Linked DNA regions of Mus musculus: all the other regions are linked to region 3. Evidence: chromatin contacts called from ENCODE Hi-C data. All regions are on one chromosome and are shown on one strand. The core of a region is the stretch at or near the end of the contact, and the rest is flanking DNA. Distances in the headings are between cores, read along the strand shown.

Region 1 (3,287 bases), core at 699-3,198, 260 kb before region 3:
ACCCTTTTCCCCATCCCTGTCACACAGCCATCCGTGCAGAAGTGTGAGAAGTCAGGACAGGCAGACACAGGATCATAGCAACTATGGCCTCATCAGTCCTGGAGATGATAAAGGGGGAAGTGACCTGCCCATAAGAAGCCTAAGAAGAAGGACCAAAGTGTGGATGCTTCAGAGCTTCTTAGAAAGGGGAACAAAATACTCACAGGAGGACATATGGAGACAAAGTGTGGAACAGAAACTGAGATAAAGGCCATTCAGAAACTGCCCCACCTGGGGACCTATCCCATATACAGTCCCCAAAATCAGACTCTATTGAGTGTGCAGGAAGTGCTTTCTGATGGGAGACTGATAAGGCTGTCTCCTGAGAGACTCTGCCAGAGACTGACAAATACAGAGGCAGATGCTCAATGACAACCATTGGACAGAGAGCAGGGTCCTCAGTGTAGGAGTTGGAGAAGGGACTGAAAGAGCTGACAGGGTTTGCATCCTCATGGAGGGAACAAGAGTGTCAACGGGCCAGAACCACCAGAGCTCCTGGGAACTGGACCATCTACCAAAGAGTACACATGGAAGGAGCCATGGCTATGTCCACATATGTGGCAGATGATGGATGGCCTTGTTGGACATCAGTGGGAGGAGTAACCCTTGGGCCTGAGGATATTAGATGCATCAGTATGTGACAATGCTAGGGCAGGAAGATAGGAGTGGGGGAGGGGGAACACCTTCATAGAGGTAGGAGTAGGGGGTTTCCGAAGGGAAGACCTGGAAAGGGAAAAACATTTGAAATGTAAGTAAAGAAACTATCCAATAAAAAAAAAATCCTTAAAAAAAAAAAAGAAAAGAAAAGAAGATTGGTAGTGTGGCATTATTAGAGAAGGTATGGCATGGATGCAAGCTTTCAGGATTCAGTAGATTCTGACCACCAACAACAACATTTTCTCTCTGCCTCTGCCTCTTGTCTAGTTTGTGTCTCAAGGTGTGACTTCTCATTTCCTGCTCCAGCACCTTGTCTCCCTGCCTGGTGCCATGTGTCCTACTGTGGTGGTCATGAACTCTACTGTGAGCCCCAAATGAAACACTTTCCTTACAACTTGTCCCAGTCATGGTGTTTATCCCAGCAGTTCGGAGTAACTAAGACAGATCACATGCAGGAGCCACCACACCTGATTTTGTACAGTGCTGAGGGTCCACCATCAGACTCTATAATGATAGGCAAACACTACTCTCAGAGAAGCTCTACAGATTTCCACCTTTTATTCAGGGAATGGTGTAGCAGTAGTACTGGTCTTTAAACAAATCCTAAATCAAATGGGACCTTGTGAAACATCCTGTAGAGGGACTCCTGGAAAGGGGAAAATGAATGAATGGATCAGCTCGGCACTGTGAAGGGACAAAGTCTATTCAGTTACAGAATACATAATCTGAGGGACATCATGGAACAACTGGAGAGCCCTCTGCAGCTCACTGCTCTCTCTGCTGTGAGGGTGGTGAGGTGTTTCTGCCTGGCTCTGCACATGACTCCTCCCCATTCTGTCCCTGATGGGTGGGAAATCTTGCTTGTGTGGCAGCTCCCTGAACTGCAACTTCCTTCCTGTTCTCTTCCGGTAAGAGTCCAGCTCCAACCTCAGAGGAACACGGCAGCTTTCTGTCCCTAGCCTTGTTTTTCCTTCCCTTTAGGCCACACCTGCCACCAAGGCAAAGCCAAAACAGGAGCTCAAGTGCAGGAGAAGCCCATGGGGAAGGCTTTCTTTCCACATTCCCAGAGGGTCAGGAACTTTTTGGTTGATTGTATCATGAGTCTGAACAAGTGACATAACAAGTTTCTGTAGTTCTGAAAAAAAATGTCCCAAGTTACTGGAAGGCAAAGCTGACCTAAGGCAACTGACTCCCTCTGGTGGTAAAACCTCAGATATTGATGGGGTACCACCCCACTGGTTGGTTGTTTTTAGTTTCTTTTTCTCAGTTCCTGCCCTCACAGTCTTAACTTTCATTTCTCTACTGGCTCCCAAGAGGACCAGCACAGTTGGCTGAATCCTCAGGACTTAGACTCTTGCCTGTGTTTGCTCCTCTCCACAAATCCTGGGTCTCTTGGTTGGTATCTGAAGGTGTGAGCCAATTTTCAACTGCAGAGTTTGGAGGAATTTAGAAGAAGACACAGTCTTTGCTCTGGTGAGTTTAAGTTGAAGTTAAAAAGCAGGAAGAGGTTGGGGGGGAACTGCTGGCTTCCTGCTGAATATTATGGGGATGAGAGCCAGAGACAGGGTGGCCTTGAGGAAGACAGCTCTTATGACCTGTCTGGAAAGGTCCGTTATTTTTCCAAACAGACTCCAGTCTTTTTTCTAATCTTTAATTATGAGTTGCAGCATGAATCTTCTGCTCCAACACAGACACTGATTTCCCTCCAAAGAAGTAGTATAGCCAGAGGGGTGTTTGAAAAAAAAGGTTAAGATTTCTCTGAGTAATAGTAGATTTACCCATGATTCTAAGGGCTTATTTCCTTTGATCTTTGTCTGTGATTGGAAGTCTTGATCTCTTTGCAGCCTCCTATTAATGTACTTGTACTATAAAATAGCCTGAAGTCTGTAGGGAATTCCTAATGTCACTTTAAAATCATTACCATTGCCTACCCTTCCCCATATGCCATATGTCCTGTATCTGAATCTAGATCACCCCAGACTAGTAATTCTGGATACAACGAAAGACGACACAGTAAGATCCAGAGTCCAAGGACCTAATAAGACCAAATCTATTTAGCTAATTTGGGTGCAATTAGTGGGCTGGAGGAGCACTTGCAAGTTTCTACCAGCTCCTAATTTAATCCCAAGGAAAGAGACAGAGGATAGGGTGAAAGGAAGATTGGATGAGATAGAGAGAAACAGAAAGAAACAGAGAGACAGAGAGAGAACAGCAAAGGAGCACTCTCAAGAAGTGACAGCTTTTTAATTCCTGTATATCCCAGGCTGACCTCATGGAATTGTTCTGTGTCAGCCTCCCCAGCTCCTGGGATTACACATGAACATTAGTGCCCTAGGAGGCACAGCAAGAGCTCCTAATTGAATTTGATGACATAAAAGAATGAAAAATGTCTGCTGATAGAAAGATCTAGAGATCTTGAGAACCATGAAAGAAAAGAAAGGACTTGGAGCAGGGAATCCAGGCTTCACCCAAACTAATGTAGACTCCAGAAGACACAGGTCAGGACTTCCTGTGTCCAGGTTGGCTTGAGGGTTCTCAAGAGCCCATTCATCCCCTTTCCCTTTGCTCTGTCTTGCTTTCAATCAGTTGTG
Region 2 (3,100 bases), core at 204-2,703, 240 kb after region 3:
ATTTACTTATTTATCTGTTTACTTATTTTGTGTGTGCATCTGAGTGCTTCTGATTCTTACAAAATTGAAAAGAAGACATTAAAAAATTCTCTGAAGCTGGAGTTACAGGTAGTTGGGTGGATTCTGACAACTAAACTTTTGTCCCTTGGTAGAGTAAGATGTGCTCTTAACTGATGAGCCATCTACAGCCCTGTCCTTTTGTTTGAACAAAACAAAATGTACTATCTTGAATATTTCTAGAGAGATTTTTGCATTTAAGTATCTGCCATAATAAGGAAACAGACTATAAATTTAGGCCAGGTCTGAGCATCGGAACTGCTGGATTAAGAACATGTGAACAAACTAGCAAGTTAATCGATGCATGAGCTGCATGGCAATGCTTGTTCTCTACGTATTCATCAACATGAGATACTTTCAAGTTTTCTAGCATTGTAAACTAACAGCTCTCTATTTCTATACTGCTTTTGGTAATATGACTGGTGTGGGGGGCCTCTAATTGGTGGGCTAGAGTCTTTTAATATTTTCTTTGAAGAAAGAGTTGTATTAACCCCTGGCGAATCTGCCTGTTCTTAGCACTGTAGATGATGGGATTGAGCATCGGTGGTACCAGAAGATAGATGTTGGCCAGGAGAAGGCGAACAGCAGGTACAGCATGCTTCATGAATCGATGCACCAGAGCCACGCTGATCATAGGCACATAGTACACAAGAACTGCACACATATGTGACACACAGGTATTGAGAGCTTTCCTCCGCCCCTCCCCAGAGGTAATGTTTAGTACCGTGTACAGGATCAACACATAAGAGACAACAATGAGCAGAGAGTCCAGCCCAAAAGTGGAAGTTACGATGCAGAGCCCCAGAATGCTGTTGGGACGAGTGTCCCCACAGGGAAGTTGGATTAGATCTGAGTGCAGACAGTAGGAATGGGAAAGCACATTGTGACCACAGAAAGGCAGACGCTTTAGGAGAAAAGGCAAGGGGAACATGAGCAACAGACTCTTCAATCCAAGTGTAAGACTGGTACCAGCAATGCGGGGCAGAGTCAGGATGGCGGTGTATCGGAGTGGGTTGTAGATGGCGACAAAGCGATCCACAGACATGGCTAGAAGAACTCCTGACTCCATGATGGAAAATGAATGTATGGAGAACATCTGCAAAAGGCAGGCTTCAAAGCAGATTTTATTGGCACCGAGCAGAAAGATGCTGAGCACAGTGGGCAGGGTCGAAGCAGAGACACCAAGCTCGGAGAAGGCCAGCATGGCCAGGAACAAGAACATCGGCTGGTGCAGAGAACTGTTTTTTCTGATCACAGCCAGAATGAGGGTATTGCCCATGATGCCTATAGTATATGTGAAACAGAATGGGAAGATCAGCCAAGGGTACCATGCTTCCAGACCAGGGAAACCGGTCAGCAGGAAGTATTTTGGGGTGAATTGACTGCTGTTGAACATTTTCCTGTGCTTGATGTCTGGGGACTTTGGTTTGACAGGGCCACAGATATAACCTGACATAAAATGCAGCTTATTAGCTTATTGTAGATGAAAAGAGACCGGCCTGCCTTCCGTCCTTCCTTCCTTCCTTCCTTCCTTCCTTCCTTCCTTCCTTCCTTCCTTCCTTCCTTCCTTCCTTCCTTCCTTCCTCTCTCTCTCTCTCTCTCTCTCTCTCTCTCTCTCTCTCTCTCTCTCTCTCTTTCTTTCTTTCTTTCTTGTCTGTTATGGTCTACCAATTCATGTCTCACCTACATTATGACCAACTCAATGTGACCATCAATGCAATATAAAATTGTTGTGATTTGCCAGCATGTATGTATATAGAAGACAATATGACAAGAGACTGTACTAATCTCAAGCCAAATTAATTTCTTATTGTTCTTATGGTGTTTTACTTTCAAGAATGTATTGTTCCCCTTTCTCTAGAGAAAGAAGGCATTCATTAGAAAGACTAAAATTAATTAAACTAATTGACTAGGAATTCTGTATATTTATATTTAATTTCCAGTGGTAGATAGAGATAAGAATTAAACGAGCTATGACTTTAATTGTATATAGAATTGGGCAAGTGATAAATACACCTACATTTCATTTCTACCACTTAAAAAGCAGTCAAAGCAACTTTGAGAATACAGAATTATTTGCCTTTACTTTCAAAAACTATCTCGAGAATGGGCTCAGCTCTTCATCAGTATCTCTTGTAGGATTCCTTTGTACTTTACACACAGAGATGGAAGCAAGTGCAGAACAAGTCTATGCATCAGAGGTTGATGGGAAGGAGCATTTCGCTCACTAAAATTTTTCTGGGTGCAGACAAGTATTGTGTTCTTTCAGAAAATTTCTCCACCATTGGTTGTCTCCACACAGAACTGTGAGGTTCACTGCATGAGTGGGGTGATGGGCAAGAATATAGATCTTTTAGAGTATATATCTGAATCAACTCAGCAGAAATGAGGACAAAATATTAACATGTGTTTGATACCCCTGAAGCCATCCCCAAGAAGGCAGTGAATCTAATTATCTCATCAAAGAGAAAAACATCTCTCAAGAAGAGGGAATGTGACTCTGCTTGCTAATATATGAGAAAACGTCCTCTATTCAGCATGGGGGTGATTTCTCACTTGCTGAGATATGCGGGAACTTCTGATGCTGAGCATATGATGTAACCTCTGTCATCAGATGAAGAACACATATCTGAAGCCCTCCTGGAAACAATGAAGCTTGGCATGCTGGGAAATGTCCTGGAAAGAGGCTGAGGTACTGGCTTGTAGGTGACTTCATTCCGGTCATCTGCTTTCTAGAATGTGTAAGTTTTGAGCTTGACTGTTAAAATCTGTGAATGGAGATCATTATGTTATTAAGACAAACTATGGGGATAGGTCTAGTTATATTTATGAAACTTTGAATTGCAGTGGTCACCAGCCACAGGAAAGTGATATTGGCCACTGTGGAAGATAATAGTTCTCTAGGCAGGTGCCTGAAGTTTCTCAGGAGTAAAGGTCAGAAATGGGTCAGGAGCTCCTTTATAGAAGTATTCCAACATGTAAGTTCCTGTCTCTTTAAAATTAATATTACAGGATATAGATTTCCTTCCAACTCATACTTGTC
Region 3 (2,853 bases), core at 176-2,675:
ATGCTAAGATTTTTCAATTGTCGAATGCTGAAAATTCTCAAAACAAATCTGAGTATTGGGGGGGCGGGGCGGGTATTGCTTCAACTCAGCATTTAGAATAAAAAAATTCTGTGTTCACCCACTAGAGGTCCTTCCAGCATTATATTTAGAAAATACAAAGACTCAGTCTTCTCCAACTCTTAAGCGTTTTCTCCTTCATCCTTAAGGTAGATTGGAGGCTCAGCTTCATATCTACTTCACGAGGCGGCATCAGGCAGTCCTGTCTCAGAGAGCTTGTTTCTGCAGGTTCCAAGGAGGACAGTGACCGAAACTGGGGTGGGTTGGTGTTTTGACAGATCTGGGTTCCGCTTAGGACTGTTCCTTTTACATCTTAAAATCTCTTGTGAATCCTTGCCATTTCACAAGATCTGCATGTACCACCAGGTAAAGGGTGACCCCATGAAAGAATACTGGTCATGGAATCTAGTGATTTGGCTCCTTGGCCAGAGGGATGACTTGAGTTTCTCAAAACAAAACAAAAGAAAAAGAAACAAATCCTTCCCCCCACCTCCCCCAAACAAGGTATAACTGTGTATCCTTGGCTGTCCTGGAACTCTGTAGACCAGACTGGCCTCAAAATTACAGATTATCTGCCTGCCTTCGCCTTCAGAGTGCTGGGGTCAACGGAATGCGCCACCACCATCTGGAGACAAAATTCATTTTTAACGAAGGGTTTCTAAATGAGATAACACATTAGACATGTTGGAGTAAAGTAGGCATCCAAAATTGTTAAATTACTTCATGTTCCCGATAGTGGGACATTCTCTTTAGTGTAATCCTATTCCTGAAGGCAGTTAGAATACTTTTCCCTATACATATCCATGCAGTGATGAATTATATAGACTCAGGGAAAACATGGTCATTTAAATAGGATTAGCATTTTATAAACTGGACAAGTTATTTCTCTTGATTTGGTTTCTATTGAAATGTGGGAATTAACACCAGGGGTCTGATAGCTCTTTGTTAAAGTCATGACCATGACTCTCTTTGGGGTGGAGGGGAATTTGTTTGTTTATTTATTTACTTTGTATGTGAGTGTTTTGCCTGAATGTATATATGTGTATTTATTATGTGTGTGCCTGTTGCCTGCTTAGATCAGGATGTGGGACTGGATTTAGCAGGTGACTGTGAGCCACCATATCCACAAAATAAGTGTCAGAAATCGAACATAAGTCCCCTGGAAGAGAGGCCAGTGCTCTTAACCACTGAGCCATCTCTCCTGCCCATGAGTATTGCTCTTAATGGTAATCGGATTTTCTTTTTCAAATATAGAAAACAGAACTGCTCCCAAAGAGTTTGTGGAGAAAGAGTGAGTGCACAATTGCTCATGCTCACCATACACGCTTGATTTTAGGACAGAAGAACTAATTATTCTTCAGATCTCAATGGTTATGCACAACGTGAGTAGCTACAACACTGGCCCCTTCACTCTCTCGGGCATCCCTGGACTTGAGCAGTACCATGTCTGGATCAGTATCCCTTTCTGCTTTATCTATCTCGTGGCCATCCTGGGCAACAGCATCCTTCTCTACCTTATTGCAGTGGAACACAGTCTTCATTCCCCCATGTTCTTCTTCCTTTCCATGTTGGCCATGACTGACCTCATATTGTCTACCACCTGTGTCCCCAAGACCCTTAGCATCTTTTGGTTTGGTCCTCAGGAAATCAGTTTTCCTGGATGTCTGACTCAGTTATTCTTTTTACACTACAGCTTTGTCTTGGACTCAGCTATCTTATTGGCCATGGCATTTGACCGCTATGTGGCCATCTGTTCACCCTTGAGGTATACCACTATTCTCACACCCAAAACCATTGTCAAAATTGCTGTGGGAATCTCTTTCCGAAGTTTCTGTGTTTTTGTGCCATGTGTTTTCCTTGTGAATCGCCTACCCTTCTGCAGGACACACATCATTGCCCATACCTACTGTGAACACATTGGTGTTGCCCGGCTGGCATGTGCAGATATCTCCATCAACATCTGGTATGGGTTTTGTGTCCCCATCATGACAGTGATTATAGATGTGATCCTCATAGCCATCTCCTACACTCTCATTTTATGTGCTGTTTTTCGCCTTCCCTCCCGAGATGCACGCCAGAAGGCCCTGAGCACCTGCGGTTCCCATGTCTGTGTCATCCTCATGTTCTATATACCAGCCTTCTTCTCCATCCTTGCTCATCGCTTTGGGCGAAATGTCCCCCGCACTTTTCATATTATGTTTGCCAACCTGTATGTAATCATCCCACCTGCACTCAACCCTATTGTCTATGGAGTGAAGACCAAGCAGATCCGGGACAAAGCCATTCTTCTGCTCTTCCCCAAATGATCTCAGTGACTGAAGTCTTGGATCTTGGGCCATTTCATAAAGTATAGTAGGTAAAAGGCTGAACCAGCAACCACTGACCTCCAGGAGACGACACATGGAGCTATTGGGGTTTTGCTTTCTTAGTTATTTTATGCAGAAGCCTCCTCAACCATTTTAGTTTTAGGAAAAGAAGCTCAGAGTTTAGAAGATAAAGGTATTTATCTCGCTTCTGAAAATAAACAACTTATCTTAAGGAGAATCTTTCAATTCTTTTTGGCTGTGCTAAGGTAATAAAGACTCATTGATAACAATGGAAGTTGCTGTTCTGTTTTCACTTAAAATATTTGTGACAAATCAGTTATTTTTTTACACACACCTTAATTCTGTATTTATGCATCATAGTAAGGTAGAAAATTTACTGCTGATCCTATAGATTTCTATATTAAGAAAATTAAATTTGTTCATTTGTGTGTGCATACATGTATATGTGTGTGTGTGTGTATATCAATAC

Evidence for each region. Hi-C counts contacts between places; a loop is a spot of excess contacts on that map.
Region 1: a loop to region 3 is called in a map of v-Abl transformed pro-B cells, with 2.5 times the contacts of the local background. The contact joins the promoter of Trim30a here to the promoter of Olfr649 in region 3. A Hi-C loop is called at or near these places in 3 of 37 maps with a recorded cell type or tissue (heart and v-Abl transformed pro-B cells).
Region 2: a map of v-Abl transformed pro-B cells shows a loop between it and region 3 (4-fold over the local background). The contact joins the promoter of Olfr633 here to the promoter of Olfr649 in region 3. A Hi-C loop is called at or near these places in 4 of 37 maps with a recorded cell type or tissue (T-helper 2 cell, regulatory T cell and v-Abl transformed pro-B cells).

The regions. Positions count from the first base shown.
Region 1 is chr7:104,444,786-104,448,072 of GRCm38, reverse strand. It overlaps Trim30a (tripartite motif-containing 30A), which reads left to right and starts at 1,948. Exons shown (of 8, transcript NM_001357467.1): 1 at 1,948-2,169.
Region 2 is chr7:103,944,921-103,948,020 of GRCm38, reverse strand. Olfr633 (olfactory receptor 633) reads right to left here and starts at 1,453. Exons shown (of 1, transcript NM_146354.1): 1 at 515-1,453. The coding sequence starts at 1,453. The coding sequence ends at 515.
Region 3 is chr7:104,188,777-104,191,629 of GRCm38, reverse strand. It overlaps Olfr649 (olfactory receptor 649), which reads left to right and starts at 1,425. Exons shown (of 1, transcript NM_147055.1): 1 at 1,425-2,363. The coding sequence starts at 1,425. The coding sequence ends at 2,363.